2 separate regions of the Homo sapiens genome follow, and region 2 is linked to region 1. A link is an interaction called in ENCODE POLR2A ChIA-PET data of the cell type or tissue named here. Cell type or tissue: PC-9. All regions are shown on one strand. Each heading gives the region's core, and the rest is flanking DNA. Links, peaks and the distances in the headings are about the cores only.

What was found. Peaks named below come from ENCODE experiments on the same cell type or tissue, not always from the same donor. Only the 100,000 strongest peaks of a DNase experiment are listed, where the experiment ranks them.
Region 2: POLR2A ChIA-PET joins it to region 1 with 12 read pairs; 3 of 35 experiments call an interaction of 5 or more read pairs at or near these places.

What each region holds. Positions count from the first base shown.
Region 1 is chr10:114,161,150-114,171,582 of GRCh38, forward strand. CCDC186 (coiled-coil domain containing 186) reads right to left here. Exons shown (of 16, transcript NM_018017.4): 2 at 1,488-2,180. The coding sequence starts at 2,119. Among named protein-coding and RNA genes, the nearest start is that of MIR2110, 7.8 kb to the right of the region's middle. In PC-9, for the core only: no CTCF peak of the experiment used is centred there; a DNase peak (open chromatin) is centred at 5,092; H3K27ac peaks cover 1,249 bases.
Region 2 is chr10:114,536,679-114,547,111 of GRCh38, forward strand. It overlaps ABLIM1 (actin binding LIM protein 1), which reads right to left. Exons shown (of 23, transcript NM_002313.7): 6 at 8,327-8,420. Among named protein-coding and RNA genes, the nearest start is that of ABLIM1, 120 kb to the right of the region's middle. RefSeq lists enhancers at 4,475-4,524, 4,875-5,054, 7,526-7,635. In PC-9, for the core only: no CTCF peak of the experiment used is centred there; DNase peaks (open chromatin) are centred at 4,933, 7,783 and 8,603; H3K27ac peaks cover 1,056 bases.

The DNA of each region.
Region 1 (10,433 bases), core at 981-8,980:
GGTAAATTTAACACCTTGTAACTGGTTCATTTCTAATAACCGTATTTGAAAAAGCTCTAAAGCTCCACTCACAAAGCTCAGATTTTAACTTTGCATTTGTTAGCATGTGGCCTTGAGCAAGTTACTTTTTCTCTCTCTGCGCTTCAGGTAACTCATCTGTACAATGGGGATAACAGCACATGTCACAGAGAGTTCTTGTGAAGAATCCATGAACTAATAAATGTAATATACCAGGCACCTAATTATCAGCATATACATGTTTACTGCTATTATTATTAAATGTATAACATCTTATAATTTATAAGGGAGGTATGAAAATGGTAAGAGTCTAGATCTCAGTAAAGTGGGAAGAGGCATCAGAGATAATCTCAAGAGGAAGGTCTAAAAGAATAGGTACAGGCTACAGGAAAATGAGAAAGTTACCCTATAAAATGCAAGAATAGCAGCAGCACTGATGGTTCAAGTACAAAAGCATACAGTTTATTCACATAATATAGTATTACAGTAAGGATATGAATAGCAACAGCAGGCATTTGTTTGGGGGTAATATCAAGAAGGGCCTTGGAGTCTTGAAGAGATACTTGCAAACCCAAGTTCACAGTAGCATTATTAACAACAGCCAAAAAGCAGAAGGAACCCAGATGTCCATTAATGGATGAATAAACAAAATGTGGTATATACATACAATGCAATATTATTGAGCCTTAAAAAGAAATGAAATTCTGACATGTTACAACATGGATAAATGAGGACATTAGGCTAAATGAAATAAGCCAGTCATGAAATGAAAAGTATATGATTTCACCTACATGAGGTATCATGAGTAGTCAAACTCAGCAACAGAAAGTAGAATGGTGGTTGCCAGGGACTGAGGGCAAGTGGAAATAGTGTTGTTTAACGAATACAGTGTTTCAGATTTGCAAAGTGAAAAAGTTCTGCAGATTGGTTGTCCAACAGTGTGAATATATAATAACACTACTGAAACGTACACATAAAAATGGTTAAGATGGTAAATTTTAAACTATCATGAAAACAGAACTTCACATATCCAAAACTGTATTATTATTTACTGAACGATAATCAATTATTCTGTTCTCTAAATTTTAATGTTTTAAACCAATGAATTTAGAATGCAGATTTTAAGAAAAAGTTGTGGAATTTTATGACTTGTTATTTCCTTTTGAGTTTCTCTTAGTTTTGACAATATACTTCTACATTCTTTCAAAAGTGAAAAATTTTGAGTTGTCTATAAAAATTTCTAGCACGTTAATACATTTACACTATTTAACATATTGAACTCAGATATCTGAAAAACTCGACATTTGCTCACACATTCAGCAACTATACATTTATTGTTCAACTACTATGTGCATGATTCTAATGTGCAAGTAAAAATGAACAAAATGGTATTTTCCTTTAAAGAATTTTATCTCGAATCCCTGTGCCTGTGAGGGAAAAAAAATAACCTAAAGGTATAAAAAACTTACTTTTTTATGATATGTTCCTGCTGCAAATATTTATCTTGCACACACTTTTCAAACAGAACTAATGCATGTTCTCCCTTATTCATTCCATTTGGTACTCGATGTTCTGCAAACTCCGTAGATAAGAGCTCAGATTCTATTTCTTCCAACAAATCCTCTGATGCTGAAACGCTCTTTATTTTTGAAATAAATTTCTTGGTGCAGTCTGTATCATAGGGGCTTTCTGAATAAGTCTTTTCATTAGCTGATTCTGGAAATGTAGATGACCTTAATTCCACCAATATTTGTGTTACTTTCTGTTCTGTTTCATTTGTTTTTGAAATATGTTTAGCAAAATTTCCACTAGGAAAATTAGCTATTTGTTCAGAATTTTCTGAGCCTGTGTCTGTTTTGGCACAAGAATCCTCACCTCCACCATGATCTGGAATATAATTTTCCTGGGCTTCAATTCGATTATTATGCTCATTAGGTTGACATAAAGTTTTATCAGTGTTTAATGACAATAGTTTGGACTCATTTTCTAATTTGCTGCTTTCATTGCCAGAAAACAAGTTGCATGAGTCTTCCTTTAATTCAGGTGTTTTCCCAACATTTTTATCAGAGGAAGTAGAGGCTATGTGGTCTGTCTCTGACATGCTGACTGGCACCAATTCACTTTGTAATTCTTCAAATCTGCTCCTGATCTTCGTTTTACATCTAAGAAATTGAAACATCAAAATTAAAAACCACTTTAAACCAAAACCCCATACAAACTTGCACACACTCTGTGATGTGGAATAACTAACACCACAAATTTTATCACTAACAATTCCTTTAAAAGCCTGTCCTTGAGAAAAAAGAAAAAGGACTAGGACAGCTAACCCAAGCTGGCTAGCTACAAGCAGTAGGGCCACTGCAAAGTCTGTCTTTCCTCCTTCATTTCAGTCAAACAACTTCATTAATTAATTTCAGTTGTAGTCTGGCATTCTCCAATCATCCCCATAAGATGTTAGGTAAGGAGTAACGCTAGCAACTAGACGAGTGCCAAAGAATGCTTAGAATTCCTTCAGCTCTGTAAAGAAAAAAAGACTACCTCATAAATCTGTAAGAAAATACTGGAGAAATAATACACCAATAAAAGCACTAGAAATCACAAACCAAGATAACAAAACAACGCACATTAAAGAAAATAAAAATTTACTAAGAAGGAAACCTAAATAACAAGACACAACTATCTATAGCCCAGAGATCTAGATTTGAGCCATAATGAAGTCAGGGTGTAAAGAATCCCTGGTAGAAATTAGTTTTTCATCCAGGCAGGAATCCAGGAAGTACCATGGTGATTTTCAAACATTCTCATCAGGAAAAAAACAATGTCCAGTACAAATAAAATGGAGCCCATATGCACTGCCTAGGTCAATAAAAGCAACTTTATTAATTTGACCAAGTTAGAGTGTGTGTGTGTGTGTGTGTGTGTGTGTGTGTGTGTGTATATATATATATTTTTTTTTTTTTTTTTTTTTTTGGGATAGAGTCTCACTGTCGTTGCCCGGGCTGGAGTGCAATGGTGAGATCTCGGCTCACTGCTACCTCTGCCTCCCAGGTTCCAGCAATTCTCCTGCCTCAGCCTCCCGAGTAGCTGAGACTACAGGTGCCCATCACTACACCTGGCTAATTTTTTGTATTTTTAGGAAGAGATAGGGTTTCACCAGGTTGGCCAGGCTGGTCTCAAACTCCTGACCTCAGGTGATCCACCTGCCTTGGCCTCCCAAAGTGCTGGAATTACAGGGGTGAGCCACCGCACCCGGCATAGGATAGATTTTTATATTGTTTATGGAGGTTACTATTCTAGCCATTTTATGACAATTAGTCATCTTCAAATATTATCCCACAACACATAATTATAAAATATTTCCACAATCTTGATAAAAAAAATTGTTGACTTCTTTTGTCAGGTATCAACAAAGCATGTACAAGGTAATGAGTTACTGAAACCATGTGAGGTTAGATTAAAAAGAGGACAGATCATAGTTTTGACAGAAATAACAGAGCAATAATTCCAGATAAGAGATATACTAATGGAAAATAGCTCTAGTTTATACATGAGATATAAACTAATGGAAAACTAATGGAGAGATATACTAAATTTTTAAATAACAAAACATGCATGGTTACATCAGGCTGGGATAAAGGTGGTTATCAGAGGATGATGAAAAGAGAGAGAGAAGACTGGTCAGGTAGATTCCATAGAAGGCTAAGCAGGAGTGAATTTTGTTAAGAACAAATCATAGTAAATCACAGTGACTTGTAGACTTAATTACAGTGCAGAGTTTCTAGCACATAGTGGGTTCTCAAATATTTGTTTAATTAAAGCCTGTAAGCACAGAAATGGTAACACTAGTATTTGAGAAACATTATTCTAGGAATGTCGAAAATGGGAGGAATAAGTGTAAGAAAGGAAAAGTAGACCAGCTTGTTTGCTAAATATGCTAATTTCTAGACTGCCCTCTGGGGCATCAACTAAGACAGCCATTGGCCTAAATACTCTACCTCTCTGTATAAATATGTTTCCAAACAACCAAATTATCATTATTTTGCTGCAGATATTTTATAACCAAGCCAAAGCACACACTAGTATTAAAGGCTTGGTTTAGACAATACAAATAAACGGAGTAAATAAAAGACCTCGTAAGTACTCTGTATTCCAAAATCTAGGACAAAATAAAATAATTCTCAAACAGAGGCACTGCCACCTACATTACCTCACCCAAAGTAACTCACTTTAAGATATAACTTGTGGGCTGGGCGTGGTGGCTCACGCCTGTAATCCCAGTACTTTGGGAGGCCAAGGAGGGCAGATCACAAGGTCAGGAGTTCAAGACCAACCTGGCCAAGACGACGAAACCCTGTCTCTACTAAAAATACAAAATTAGCTGGGCGTGGTGGCAGCCGCCTGAAATCCCAGCTACTCGGGGAGCTGAGGCAGAGAACTGCTTGAACCCGGAAGGCAGAGGTTGCAGTGAGCCAAGATTGCGCCACTGCACTCCAGCCTGGGCGACGGAGCGAGACTCTGTCTCAAAAAAAAATTAGCCGGGCATTATGGTGGGTGCCTGTAATCCCAGCTACTCGGGAGGCTGAGACAGGAGAATCGCTTGAACCCAGGAGGCGGAGGTTGTAGTGGGCCAAGATCGTGCCATTGCACTCCAGCCTGGGCAACAGAGCGAGACACTTTGTCTCAAAAAAAAAAAAAGTAAGGAGAGGGAGCACATCTTTGAGTCAAATTATACCTCTTCATGCCAAGCAGCTGGGAACAGCTTCAACTTTTCTTCAGAGAAAACAATGAGTTTGTGACTTCATTTTTTTTTTAATGGCTAGAACCTGTCTTAATTTCTGGAATAAGTTTTTTGTAGTAACCAAAAGTGGCGGCAAAGTTACATCGGACCAAGGGATTCTTAAAGGACTGCACTGCAGAGGAAAGTACAGAGGTTAGGAGTGTTTTACACTGTATGACTGGAGACCCAGTAAGGAAAAAATAAAACCATTTCACGTTTATACCCAGATTTAAGATTCCTCAGTAAACCAGTTGTACTACTTTTCCATTCTTATCTCTCAACACATTCCTGAAATCCTGGCACTCCATCATACTTTACTAGCCCAACCAGTCTAACTCAAAGATTCCCCCAACTTGCGTATTAACATTTCAATGGCTTTGTTCTCAACTAGAATGTTCTTCCCTTAGGTCTATCTGAAGTCTATGTTTAAAGGACCAATTCTAATGTCACATCTTCCTCCAAATTTTCTCTCATCACAAGTACAAAAATAGTCTCTCAGGGTAAATTTAAAAACACTGCATTTACACTCATCAAGCACATAGAGCCTTTCTTGTGACCTTTTTGAAGAGGCAGCATTTAGCCTTTTAAATGATCTTTGTACTTGCACGAAGATGGAACCTCCCTCTGAACTGAATCAAACTCTTAAGTCTCATGCAATATGACAGTAATAATAAATCTAACAAACATATTCTCTACTACATTTACACGCATTTTTGCAAATGCTCTTCAGTGGCTATACAAATGAAGGTGGGGTCAACTGGGTTTACACAGTGATCTAGGGAGCAAACAGCATTCAGTGGATGGAAAACAGGTTGTAAGATGACAATGTGGAAGACAGTATAGAACAACAAAAACGTGTCATCCTGCTGGATATTCATCTAGATTTAAAAAGCTGTTTATTTGGTTACCTAAGCTTAGAATGTTTTACATATCCTCCTCCTGTAAATTAAGGAAGACTCAGATTAACCTCAAAAGGCAAGTACTTTCTGTAACTTCTGTCAGCAATATGCTCATGACTTTAAGAAAAATCATGTAAATTGGCATGTGATAACTACTTAGCTTGCAAGCTGGTTTTTTTTTTTTTTTTTTTTTTTAAAGATGGAGTCTCGCTCTGTTGCCAAGCTGGAGTGCAATGGCGCGATCTCGGCTCACTGCAACCTCTGACTCCCTGGTTCAAGCTATTCTCCTGCCTCAGCCTCCCAAGTAGCTGGGATTACAGGCACGAGCCACCATGCCCAGCTAATTTTTGTATTTTCAGTGTAGACGGGGTTTCACCATGTTGGCCAGGATGGTCTCAATCTCTGGACCTCGTGATCCACCCGCCTCGGCCTCCCAAAGTGCTTGCACACCTTCTGATGATGTTCAAATGAATACTGTTTGGCAGCCAAAGGAAAAGGAGGGGATTAACAATGGTCTATGTGTATATACGTAACAAAGCCATCACCATAAATAGCTGCACAAGAGTGGTAGCAGATGGGGAGAAAAAGCAATGAACTTGATTATGTCCACAATTAACCAGAAGAAAAACAGTAAGCTGAGTCCTCATGTAGGCCTCCAGTTGACAATACTGATACAAGCCAATTTGGTTGCTGTCCAAGCTTTTTTGGGGGAGAGAGGTATGGGGTAAAAGGGGAGCCGTCATCGAGGCTACTAAGGATAGAATGGCAAGTAGTAGACTAAAGGGGAAGGATGTAAAACAAGACATTAGTTGGCAAGATTATTTTAATTTAAGAAGTGCTGATACACTGGGGGTGCAGCATGTAATCCCAACACTTTGGAAGGCTGATGTGGAAGGATTTATTGCGCCCAGGAGTTTGAGACCAGCCTGGGCAACATAACAAGACCTAATCTCCGTAAAAAAAAAAAAAAAAAAAAAAAAAAAATTGTTAAAGTTAGCTGGGCATGGTGGCATGCACCTGTAGTCCCAGCTACTCAGAAAGCTGAGATGGGAGGATCACTTGAGTCCAGGAGTTCAAAGCTGCAATGAGCTATGATGGCACCACTGTACTCCAGCCTGAGCAAGAGTGAGACTCGTTCTCTAAGAAAAAGAAATGCTTGTACAAAGCAAATTTACACTCATATATATATATAGTAATTACAATTATAGATTATAATACCTTTTAGCAACTCTTACTCATTAGGAGAAATACTATAATACAGTACAGTCACAAAATTCCTTTTAACTCAAATACTTTTTCTCCCTTAGAGTTGTTTCTGTTTCTGACACAGTACTACAGGACCAATTCACACTTCGAAATCATTTCAGTGGGTGAGAACTGGTTTCGCTCTTACTGGAGCTCATCAGCTGTAGGCAACTGGTCAAGAAACAATTTTTTACTTGCCTTAAAGTCAACCATTACCCACTCTGGAACTTATTTTTTAATGAAAGAACTCACATTTCTACAAAATTATTTCCATACAAGAGCCACGTAAATGAAAACACTGTCTTCTGGTTCCATTTCCTGTTTTTCTAATTAGCAGTATAAACAACAAAAAATTTAGGTTTGATAAACTGCAAATATTGCCCCTATATATAACATCACTATTGTAAAATCTAAGATTGGTTCAAGGTATTTTTCAGACCCTGCATTTTGATGGACCAGCTGATGCCTGCCACCTGGACCACTAAACTGGCTCGACTGGTCTTGTGACTTGGCACAAGAAGACAGCCTCAACCCCTTATGAGTCATCCCCGACCCAACCAATCAGCATTCCCCATTCCCTAGCCCCCTGCCCACCAAATTATCCTTAAAAAACCCTAGTCTCCTAATTTTCAGGGAGATTGGTTTGAGTAATTAACTTCTTACTACTACTTGGCTGCCTCTGCATTTCTTAAAACTTTCTCTATTGCAATACTGCTGTCTCAGTAAACTGCCTCTATCTGTGCAGCAGGCAAGAACCTGTCAGGCGATTACAAACTCACAGATATTCAGTAACAGGTTATCAAACAAACTAGTCTCATGCAAAGGTACTAAGAGATACATTTCCAAACTAGATGTTCATTTTTACCAAATACATATTGAGCATCTATTAATATGTATTCTAGGTGTTGGGAACATGGCAGTGAATAAAACAGAAATCCTCATTTTATTCTTCGTGTTTTACTGCCAATAAACACTACAGTATTATGAATTCTACAGTATTTAATGTTACAGTATTTTAACTTTAAGGTTTGCCAGGGCTCCATCAGAAGCTAAGTAAGAAATGCAGAAGTGTTTTAAGTATATTAAGAGAAATTTGGCTTCATTCACAGACTATAAATTTTTAAATTATAAACTGTAGTACCATTCTTTTTTTTTTTTTTTTTTTTTTTTCTTAAAAATGGAGTCTCACTCTGTCACCCAGGCTGGAATGCAGTGGTGCCATCTTAGCTCACTGCAACCTCTGCCTCCTGGGTTCCAGCGATTCTCCCGCTCAGCCTCCCAAGTAGCTGGGATTACAGGGTTGTGCCATCACACCCAGCTAATTTTTGTATTTTTAGTAAAGATGGGGTTTCACCATGTTGGCCAGGCTCTCTGGAACTCCTGACCTCAAGCAATCCACCAGCCTCAGCCTCCCAAAGTGCTGGGATTACAGGCATGAGCCCCTGCGCCCAGCCCATACCATTCTTAAATAATACCAGTTGTACACTTCTCAAGTAATATCCATTAAGCAAACTGAACTTGAGACCACTCCTGTTCTTCAATATAATGGTTTATTGTCCTTTGTAGGAAAAGTACCTACATCAAAAGAGTTTGTATTCTCCAAAAACACCTTGAAAGCAGCATAAACAAAAGAATAACATCTTTCTGACTAGTTCTATCAAGATTGATATTGTAATTAATGTCAGAAGTAAAATCAAATCAAAAACGCATCCACACAGTTCAATGTAACCTGCTCACAACCCCCAAATAACTGACTTTTGATAAATAATTAACTTTAAAAGATACTTTCTGGATAAAGCTAGCTACCTACTTATTTATTTATGTGTAGAAACAGGGTCTCATTCTGTCATTCAGGCTGGAATGCAGTGGCTCAATCATAGGTCACTGCAGCTTCAAACTTCTGGGCTCAAGCAATCATCCCACTTAAGCCTCCCAAGTAGATAAGACTACAGGTGCATGCCACCATACCCAGATAATATTTTTAACTTAGCTTTTTAAAAACAGAATAATAGGATGGAAAAGAACTTGTGTATGAAACATGAAAATGTTGTTTCACATGATGAAAATACCTGACACTTAAGTTTCATACAAGGTGAATTTATGCAGATCAAATTCTGCTTTTAAAAGATAAAAACTGAGAGGGCTATTTCAAAAAAAAAACTGTAAATAAGTTCTACAAAAAGAAATAATTTTTAAAGTAGTCACATCCTATTAAGCTTTTGGGTAAAAGCTAACTTTTTATTATTAGAAACTATTAGAAACAGGGTCTTTTTCTGTCACCCAGGTTGGAGTGCAGTCAGAGGTCACTTGCAGCCTCAAATTCCTGGGCTCAACTGATCCTCCCACCTCAGCCTCCTAAGAAGCTGGGACTACAGGTACATGCCGCCAAACCCAGCTAATTTTTAAAAATGTTTTGTAGAGATGGAGTCTTGCTATGTTGCCCAGGGTGATCTCAAACTACTGGCATCAAGCAATCTTCTCACCTCAACCCCCCAAAAGTGCTGTGATTACAGATGTGAGCCACCATGGTTGGCACAAATTTAACTGTAATATACTGAGTTTAAGTGAAACAGCATTAGAATAAAAAAGTTTCCTTTAGTTCACCAGTTTGAAAAGTTTGTTTTATGAGACCAAGGTTATTTATCCCTGTGGGGGTATGTTTAGCTTTACAATCCAGACTCAGGGCAAGAACTTTATGATATGTGCATTATATCACACACACACACACAAAGATGTTTAAAAAAAAAGACTTGAGCAATAGATGCGGCAAGACCCCCCCACCCTCCACCAACTCCCAAATAGTACCAAATCCTGTGATAGGATAACAGGACAAAGAGAAATTATGGTCCATCAAAATTCCATGAAAAAGAGGGTCAGTGGCCACATCATAGTTCACCTTATCAAGTTACACCATATATGTCATATCAGCTCGGTAATTTTACATGTCTCCTATAAATACTTTAAAATACTAAAGCAGAAAGTTATCAGAAATGACTTCCTACTAATACAGAAATCTAATTTGAAGATTGCACTTGCACTTTAATGAGTCTAAGAAAACATGAAAAGTATTATCAGCTAATTTTCCTCCAAATCTGAAAAGGAATAAAGTAGGTAAAAAAAAATCTGACCTATAGTTCCTTTTTCAAAAAGGAAGGCTCTCAGGCCTTCCTTTACAGGTGGCTCACACCTGTAATCCCAGCACTTTGGGAGGCCTAGATGGGAGGATCAAATGAGGCCAGGAATTAAGAGAACAGCCTGGGAAACATAGCAAGACCTGGTCTATAAAAAATAATAATATATAATTTTTAATTAAAAAGATTAGTATGGTGGCCTGTGCCTGTTGTCCTAGCTACTCAGGAGGCTAAGGCAGGAGGATTGCTTGAGACCAGGAGTTCAAGGCTACAGTGAATTATGATCATACCACTATACTCCAGCCTGGGTGACAGATTGAGATCTTGTCTCAAAAAACTAAACAAAATGAAGCCTAGTATCTT
Region 2 (10,433 bases), core at 1,311-9,310, 380 kb after region 1:
AATGAAGCAATTTCTCCAGTTTATTGTCAAGTGATGGTCTGACAATACACAAGGTGACCAGTGTCTCAATACTGACCCTGTTTCACAGGGCCTTCCTGACTGTCCATTGAGCTGCAGAGTCCGAGACCAGAGCTTCATGAAGAAAATATGCTCTCAAACTTGAGACAGCATCATCCATCTACAACATTCTCTAAGGGCAGAGCCAGGTGGCCTGGTGGAGGCTACAGATGCTTCAAGGAGGCCAGACTATGAGGCACAGAAACACAGCAGACTCTATGAGCAAAGTCACTGATTTTCAGTGACATTTTACACTGGTAAAAAGTAAACCAACCAAGCAGTACATGTTTATTGTCCTGAGAATAGGTATAAAAGGGACACTGAGACAGGCCTTTACCATCCACCAGGAATGGTAACTTTTGGTCCTTCAGCAAGTTATATCAAGGGGCAAATTATTTGTTTTCTGTAATGATTATTGTCAGGTAGATAATAAAGTTCAGGCTCACTCTCTCTCTCTGTCTCTATGTGTGTATGTCCCTATCTTCTGAGAATTGAAAGAGACCTATTTTCCTTATTTTTTCTTTTATTGATACATAATATTTTACATATTTATGGGGTTCATATGAGTATTTTTTTACATGCATATAATGTATAATGCTCAAGTCAGGGTATCTGGAGTATTTATCACCTTCAGTATTTATCATCTCTGTCTCCCAGCTACTTTGAAATATACAGTATATTGCTGGTTAACTGTAGTCACCCTAGTCTGCTACTGAACATTGAACTTCTTTGTTCTAACTGCATGTTTGTATCCATTCACCAACCTAAGAGATCTATTTTCTAATCATGGTTCTGTCACACCAATTAGATCCAGAGTCTCGGGCACTCAGTAGCCTCATCTGTAAATGAAGGTGACTAGTAACTAACTGCCCTGACCAGCTTGCAGGCCTGTGGTGAGAATTAAATGTTTATGAGATCACTTGCAGATGTTAAAAATATTATACAAAGTCAGGATACAGTGGTGGCTTACTGTCCACTGGGACAGACCATCTCAACCAATATACTCAGATAACAGGATCAGATAACATGATCCTCAAAAATATTTGGGTCTACAATTAATTAATTGGATGAAAGCATGAATTCCTCTGAGCACAGTGAGAATGAGAAGAATGCAATTAGCCTTCAGCATGGACACGGGTTATTATTTGTTCCTTGCAAGTGTATGATATACACAGAACAAGAAAAGGGGAATTGACATGTCAGCTTCTCTTTTGCAAATTACATCTCTGATGGTGACAAAAAGATTAGATGTCATGCAAGCATCCTAGGATAACCTATGTTTTGCTCACTAGAGAATAGCTTAGCCCAGAACAAGACCTACTCACTGCTTATGATTACTGCCACATAACATACTTAAAATACCTATGCCAAAAAGAAGGAAGGGGACAAAGGCCTCCAATTTATAATGTGAATTCACCTCAGAAACATCATAAACATTTGCCCCTCAGCTTTGTGAAAAAGCAGTTTTTTAATCAGTCCAAAAGCAAAACAAAACAGAGCCACCAGTTTTTAATTCCTCTGAGAGCCAAGGAAAAGGATTTGGCTGAATCCCATTGTGATTCCATTTCCTTCACCCCAGGAGTTCAGCAGGAGGGGTCTAAAAGCGAGTCTAAATCCTGTCCTGCTGTCCACCCTTTCCAAGTTAACAGATAAAGACAGGGGAGGGTGGCCTCGTAGGGCAGAATGGACAGGCATTCCAGGGTCTAGAGGACTTCCCTCGGCTCCATCTGAGGCTCTTTCTTATGTGGTGGGTGTACAGGCTGTCACAGACATCACTGCACGTTCCCAGAGAGCACAGGTAGCACAGTAAATACCACGAGACACAAGGACAGGTGCCACCAGCCCGCCCAGAAAGACTAGATGAACCCAGGCCAACTGATTTCTGGGTGCGGTGATGTGAGGAAAGGGAAATCGTGGGACTCAGAGCCCCGCCCTCTCCCTCTGTGGTCAGAATGCACATAAGACAACTTTCCTTTCAGGGAGGAGAACAAAAGAATGCTCCCGTGCAGCCTGGCAGGTGCCTGCTCAGGGAAGTACCACTCTGCAGTGTGGGACGAGGGCCGAGCGCCTTTGTCCTGAGTGAACCAGTGCAGTGCTCCATGCACACAGGTAGCCCCTGGGGGCATAGGAATTGCATAAGACAGCTTGAGAGGCCAAGAGAAAGTCAAGCCCACCCTTCCTTAGTCTGTTGGTAAAACAGCCCAAGACTAGGGGAAGAACACATGGGACAAAACCTTTTCCTTTACCCTCCAGGCTTCTGTTTTCAGTTTGACTTTTGCTTTTTTTTCCAAACACTTGTCAAGAATAGATTCAACCTCTATCTAATCCAAAGAGGTATGGGGCTGGGCGCAGTGGCTCACGCCTATAATCCCAGCACTTTGGGAGGCCAAGGCGGGCAGATCACCTGAGGTCAGGAGTTCAGGACCAGCCTGGCCAACGTGGTGAAACCCCATCTCTACTAAAAATACAAAAATTAACTGGGCATGGTGGCGTGCACCTGTAATACCAGCTACTTAGGAGGGTGAGACAGGCGAATCACTTGAACCCAGGAGGTGGGGGGTGCAGTGAGCTGAGATCATACCACTGCACTCCAGCCTGGGCAACAAAGCAAGACTCTGTCTCAAACAACAACAACAACAAAAAAGAGGTATAGGAAGTATTACATTAAGAGTGTGGTGTTCCAGAGAAGATTCCATATCTTAAGAAAGCACCATCAAAAACAATCTACTTTTAGCTATGTGCCTAGAGATGGTTATACCTTTGTAAACAGAGACCAAGAAACTCAGTTGCTGTCTTACTTAAATTTAGGGTTGGAGATATGAGACTAACCCCCTTATAAATTTGGGAGTCCTTACTTGATTACACCCACCATGAGCTGCCTTCATTTTGAAACTAGCTGTTGCTGTTGATAATAACAACCATTTTGTTGCTGTTTCTTTTCTTTATGAGGCTAGCAGGTAACCACCTGTACCCTGGAAAGGATGTCTGCTGGAGTGAGAGCTGTCCTAGGGCTATCTACCAAAGATGGGAAGAAATGCATTCCAAAGAGATGCCCCACTCCCCCATGACATTAGTGACCTAGGTCTGAAGTCTCTTCCAGCTTCCTGTTACCATTAGGCTGTTAGGCAGAAAGAAGGTGGGGGCAGGGGAAGGGGGAGGAGGAGGGGAGAAGGAAGCGGGAGAAGTTTGGAGAAAAGACGGAGAGAGCAAACTGGAGTATCTCACACTAATTTGCCCCTGCACTTCTTAATTAGGAGGCAGGTTGTAAATATCTTCAGAACTCTCCTAAATTTATAAGTTAATCAGCAGAAGCATTTGAAGATGTACCATTTATAGCAAGATCCCCCTAAAAAGAGAATCTTGCTGTCGAAAACAAAACTGAAAACAAGTGATGAGAAATCAAGCTACAATTTGAGTGTATGCTCTATGCTGAGTGTTACGTGCTGGTTTCCAGAAAAAAAGAACCATTGGTTCTGTCTGATCCCTTACAGCCAAGACATGAGAATTCTAGAACTCAGATCCTTAGAGCCGAAGGGACTCCGGGAGGTCTAGCAGCCCAAGTCTTGGAATTACACGTATATTTTCAATTCTTGCACTTAAAGAAAAGAAAACTGAGGCTCAAAGAAGTGGCAAGCCTTGCCCAAGGGGCCCCAGCTGGTGAGTACAGATTCAGATTGGCTGCCACCCAGAGCCTTTTCAACTGAGCCGCTGGTGCTCGGGCCCGTCTCCCCACCCGTTCAAGCTGATGTGATTTTCAGGGCTTACAAGGATTAAGGAATGACAGAGACAGAGAGAACTCGAGGGCTGCTGGAGGTTACATGCTAGTCCCTTTACCTGGGAAATGAAGACAGCCCCAAGAGGCTGAACAACCTGCCCCAAGTCACTCAGGAATGAGTGACACAGCCAGACCTGGAGCGTCTCTTCTCTATCATTGTCCAGTGACCTTTCTCTTTCTCAAAGGTCCCTCAGGTGTCTGGTGGCATCTCTGGTGACACCACACCTAGAGAGGCCTTAGGGTCCTCTTAGGGCTCAGTGAGTGTTAAATTAAAACCACACAGGGTCTGCAGGCCTCGCTGGGATGATACGTGCATGATTTCCCAGGCTTACTCAAGCAGCTTGAATGGTGACCCGATCATCACCAAAAGAGACTCCCTATCAATTCCCTGGAACCTGTGAATGCTAGCTTATTTGGGAGAAGAGTCTTTGCAGATGTAATTAAGCAAAGGATCTTGAGATGGTGAGGTCATCTTGGATTATCTGGGTGGGCCCTGAATCCAATGACAAGTGGCTTTACAGGAAAGAGGCAGAGGGAACTGTAACAGAGAAAAGGAGACAACACGCAAAAGGCGATGTGAAGACAAAGCCAGAGATTGGGAGGCTGCCACAAGTCAAGCAACACACAGAGCCATCGGAAACTGGGAGAGGCGAGGAAAGGCCCTTCACTAGAGCCTTCAGAGACAGCATTGCCTTGCCTGCACCTTGCTTTCAGACGTCTAACCTCAAGAACTGACAGAACTCAGTTTAAGAACTAACCTCAAGAACCTCAAGAACTGTTTAAGCTTGTTGCTTTAAGCCACCACTGCTACAGCTGACACAGAAAACTAATACATTTGTAAAGGGATAAAATAAATTCATCTGTGGATAAAATAAATATAAAAAACCCACAAAACCCCAAGGTTCACAGTATTTACAACAAATCCACCATCACAATATTTCACCACCACCAAGACCCAAGCATGAGAGGCCGAGGGAGGAGTGTGTGGAGACCGTCCTGCTTTGTGTTGGTAACCAAGCCAAACCGACTCACAAGCTGTCACACGTCAGTGTGATAACCCTGCAGGACGTTTTTCTAGCTCACACGCCCATCTAAGGACTACGTCTGCTGGGTGGAGGCTGAACATGGTGCAAACTACTCCCAGACGCCTCAACTCTGAAAGCCCCGCATGGAAAGTCTCCAAGTCTTAGGCCTCACAAAACGGCCTTCACAGAAACCTGAAGCCAATTTGAGAAGAGGTCTCTGCAGCCACAGTGAATGCCAAATGACTCAGGTCTTGAAGCAGAAAACAGAGTAAGCACATGTTTCTTCCAAATGGCATGTTCTTGGATCTAGCTTTATTTTAGATTTTCTTCCCCACAGCTGTTGAGCTAAATCTGAAGGGAATCAACACACACACACACACACACACACTCACACACTCAGACACACACACACACAGAGCCCTTTTCCCTCCCCAGCATGTTTTGGGGGAACACAGCTCCACATGTGGACTAAGAAGACTGCAAACACGGCTGTCACAAATGTGGGGACCACGTTCAGTATTTTCTCGTCTCTCTTTGTACAGCTGGACATCTGGGAAATCATTCTGATGTTCTATTGTTTCTTTTTATGAGGGCCAGGCTTGGTTGCTCATGCCTGTAATCTCAGCACTTTGGGAGGCTGAGGCAGGAGGATTGCCTGAGGCCAGGAGTTAGAGACCAGCCTGGACAATAGAGTGAGACTCCCGTTCTTTACAAAAAATAACAAAATCAGTTGGGTGTGATGGCATGCACCTGTAGTCCCAGCTACTCAGGGGGCTGTGCAGAAAGATAGCTTGAGCCCAGGAGTTCAAAGTTGCAGTGAGGTATGATTGTACCACTGCACTCCAGCCTGGGCAACAGAGCAAAACCTTGTCTCTAAAAAAAAAAAAGAAAGAAAGAAAAAAGAAAAAAAAAAAAGAAAAGAAGAAGATGATGATGAAGAAGGAAGAAAGATGAAAGAAGAAGGAAGAAAGAAGAAATTAGAAGGAAGAAAGGAAGAAGGAGGAGGGAGAAGGGAGGAGGAGGGAAGAGAAGGGAGGAGGACGAGGAGGAGGAGGAAGGAGGAAGAAGAAGAAAAAAGAAAGAGAAAGAAGAAGGAGGAGGAGAAGGAAATTTCCAAGTTGCCCCAACTCAACAGGTTTATTTCAGTCCTCCACAAGAGATCAAACTCAGGAATCCCAAGGGAAATGGCGTCAGGCCCCAATCAGGGCACTTCTGAGAAGAGCTCTCTGGGGAGGGATGAGGGATGGACTCAGGGCCAGGAGGGGAGGCACCAACCTCCTGTGCATCACACTCTGAGCGCTGTGATGGGACCGCTCGGACTCCAAGCTCCCCATCAGGTGGGTCCCATCCACCTTCTCCAACAGCCTTCCTGGGGATATGCTTCTTTCTCCCTGGTCAAGACACTAGTTTTGAAGTGTCCTTGGGTCAATAATTAAAGCTTTATTGGAAAGGCTATGAGAGAACTCTTTCCACCCTTCCTGTGTGTGCGGAGGGTGGGGGCCCATTTCTCAGGCTCCACTCCAGCTAGCACCACCATCATTTTGTGCCCAAAGTTCTGTAGTAGCCTCCTAGCTGGCCTGTCTCCACCCCAACTCCCTTCCCAGCCATTTAAAAAACATCTGAGCTGAAATGCACGTACTATAAAATTAAACATTTTAAAGTGAACAATTCAGTGGCACTTAGTACATTCATTCACAATGCTATGCAACCACCTCCTCTAATTCCAAAATATTTTCATCACCCCAAAAGGAAATCCTGTATCCATAAAGCAGTAATTTCCTATTTCCCCTTCCCCCAGCCTTTGGCAACTACCAATCTGCTTTCTATCTGTATGGATTTACCTATTCTAGATATTTTATATAAATGGCATCATACAATATGTGGCTTTTTGTGGCTGGTTTCTTTTACTTAAAGGCTCATCCTGTGGTTGGCAGCACTGCTTCAAGGCTGGATAATATTCCACTAGTTGGATACACCACATGTTGTTATCCATTCACCTGCTGATGGACATTGGGTTGTTTCTACCTTTCGGCTGATGTGAATAGGGCTGCTGTGAACGCGTGCGTACATAGATTTGAGAACTCTCATACGTTCTTTACACAACAACCTGGTCTAATCACATGACACTCCAGCTACAAGCAGTTCAATGGCTTCCTACCGCTTTTAGGGTAACACCCAAACTCCAGAATATGACTCTTGGGACCCTGCCCACTTCTCCAGCATCATCTGTCACATCGGTGCCCAACTGACGTTTCTTATGTATCCTGTGCTTTTCCTCACCTCTGAGCCTCTGCAGGTATTGCTCCCTCTTCCCAGAACCCTCTTCCTCGGGCTAAGAGGCAACTGCATTTGACCACAACCACACCCTTCTCTCCCAAATGCAATCAGCTGCCCACGTCCCAGCACACATCCAATGCTGGCCCCTCTGTGCTTCATGGAAAGGGTTTACAGTGGGATTTAGGGGGCTACACTGGGCCTTTGCTGTGAAACCCCACGGAAGAGACAGCACAGCCCAGAAACACCATGGTGGCGGGGAGGGGGGCCTCAGATCTGTGTCTGTGTCTCTGAAACGTGCCCTGCTGGGAAGGTGGAACATGGCTCCGTGGATTTAGCAGCCTGGTCCTTGACAAAGCAAGATGACAAGCTGCAGCACCTGTAGTCATCCCCCTAGTTGTGGGGCTTCCTGACCCACCTCTGCTTGGGCCATACTCTCCACGCTGGCAGGTGGGCCACAGATGAGGCAGTCTTACTTCTTCCTTGGACCTGGCTGACACCCCACAGGCCTGGGAGAAGTAGGGTAGCGACTCCTTCTGAACTCTGGCCCCAGAATTCTGTGTCTCACCCCAGAGGAACTGGCTCAGCCCAGAGGCAGAAGCCTGTGTGGCGGCTGCTGAGAAAGCAGGAAGAAAGCTCCCTAGCTGGAGGCGGTTGCACCTGAACTTGACAGGCTTCAGCTCAGCCCCGGCCACAGGGTGCTCTGGGTCACACAGGATGTGGTTTTTGAAGTTTGGGGAAGCCAATGCCTCTACCTTTCCCCCACCCTTCCTTTCTTAGCTTCCATTCTGAGCCTCTGCTCCCTGAATCTGCACACGCCCACAGATGCATGCATAGACATATGCACACATGCACACATGGATGTATACACACATGATTTCACACCCTTTTCATTTACTCTTGTCTAACTTCTAAAAATGAAAATGGTCTAATATAGCCTGTCCTACATAACTCCTACCAGAACCTTTATCATTCTTTTTTTTTTCCTGTGCAAATTCTCCATCATTCTAATTTCCACGTGAGCCTTTGAGGAGAGTGCAGCACCTTAATTCTTGAAAATAGTCACCTGCGACTACTTTCTTTCTCCACAGGTGAAAAAAAGATGGAGGAGGTGGGAAAGGGTCCCCTCTTGTTTGTTTCTGAGGGCCGCTGAGAAAGATGGCGGTAGCTATGAGGGAGCCGGTCTGCCACTTACCTCCAGGACTTTCCCTGTGATAAACTGGTGACACGCCTCACATTTCACCCCAAAGAGTCCCTGGTAGTCCTTTTCACAGTACGGAGCACCATCCCTGCAAGACAAAAACGTGTTCGGCTCCTGAGGAGGTGGCCAGGGGCTGGAGAAGACACCAAAACCACATTTCTCCAAGGCCTTTCCACAGAAGGGCAGGACATATTTCTCCCCTGCCCAGTGTTCACATGCCTGGCAATCCAGTCAGACCTGGCCAGACAGGATCAAAACCACAAACAAAACGATCCAGAGAGCACTCTGCGGCTCTCGGTGCCACACAGGCGAAACAGCCATGTCGCCATATGGTCACCCTTGCCGATTTTTTACTGTCTCAGAGCTAACTAGCAGAAAGCCTGGCAGCATTCTCTCTCCACAGGCCCCCTGGGCACGTAGGAGTACTGAGCCCACTGAGCCCACATAACAATAATTAATAAACCAGAGAAAGAATGGTGTTAATGAACCTGAAGAAGATACTGGCAAATCAATAGGCAATATCACACCTGAAGGCAAAACACTAGCGACAATTTCATTAAAACCACAATAAAGGCAAAGCTATAAAATATTGTTAATGTATATAATACATATAGTTATTAATATGACACTGAGGCCCGGCACGGTGGCTCATGCCTGTAGTCCCAGCACTTTGGGAGGCTGAGGTGGGTGGATCAACTGAGGTCAGGAGTTTGAGACCAGTCTGGCCAACATGGGGAAGCCCTGTTTCTACTTTAAAAAAAATACAAAAATTAGCCAGGTGTGGTGAGGTGTAGCTGTAAGTCCCAGCTACCCAGAAGGCTGAGGCAGGAGAATTGCTTGAACCCAGGAGGTGGAGGTTTCAGTGAGCCAAGATCGCACCATTGCATTCCAGCCTGGGTGACAGCACAAGACCCCATCTCAAAAAAAAAAAACAAAAAAAAAAAACAAGAACACTGAGCCCGTCAGATGTGGGCTCAGCATTCATTCCCCTACAAGGGGCCCACATGCCAGAGTACAGCCTCTGAACAGCCTGCAGACACCACCTCCTCAGCTCTCAGGAGGCCTCCGGAGCCCAGGGCCGCCTCCTTCAGCTCAGTCAACCTCCTTGGAGCACAGGAAAAATATTATATCCTGTGTGTGATTGCATGGAAAAGCTATAGAGTGCCACCCTAGACTGCCAAGTTACCCACCCCCGCATAGCTTGCAATGTTCCGTTAGAAGCCAGGCACCTGTCTTATTTTGTCCATAATGGTCACCTGAAGAGCTTCTTGCCTTTTCTTTTCTTTCTTTTTTTTTTTTTTTGAGACAGAGTCTTGCTCTGTCTCCAGGCTGGAGTACAGTGGTGCGATCTGGGCTCACTGCAACCTCCGCCTCCCAGGTTCAAGCAATTCTCCTGTCTCAGCCTCCCAAGTAGCTGGGGTTGCAGGTGCCCACCACCATGCCCGGCTCAGTTTTTGTATTTTTAGTACAGATGAGGTTTCACCATATTGGCCAGGCTGGTCTCGAACTCTCAACCTCAGGTGATCCGACTGCCTCGGCCTCCCAAAGTACTGGGATTACAGGCATGAGCCACCGCACCCAGCCTTCTTGCCCTTTCAGTGCAGGTGTTTCAGCCTTACCCTGGGCCTGTAGAATTAGATTTCTAGTGGGTGGGGCCCAAGCAACCTTTTGTTTGCTTGTTTGTTTCACTATATTTTTAAACTACATTCATTAATATTTTCGAATAGGTGATTTCATGTGGTTGGGGAAATGCATGAATTAATGAATGAATTTATTTGTTTATTTTTTGAGACAAGGTCTTACTCAGTTGCCCTGGCTGGAGTGCAGTGGTGCGATAATAGTTCACTGCAGCCTTGATCTCCTGGGCTCAAGTGATCCTCCCACCTCAGACTCACAAGTAGCTGGGACTACAGGCATGTGCCACCATGCCTGGCTTGCTTGCTTATTTATTTATTTATATTAGTAGAGATGAGGTCTTGCTATGTTGCTCAGGCTGGTCTCGAACTCCTGAACTCAAGTGATCCTCCCACCTTGGCCTCCCAAGTGTTGAGATTACAGGTGTGAGCCACCACGCCCAGCAGGAAAATTTTTTTTAAGGCAT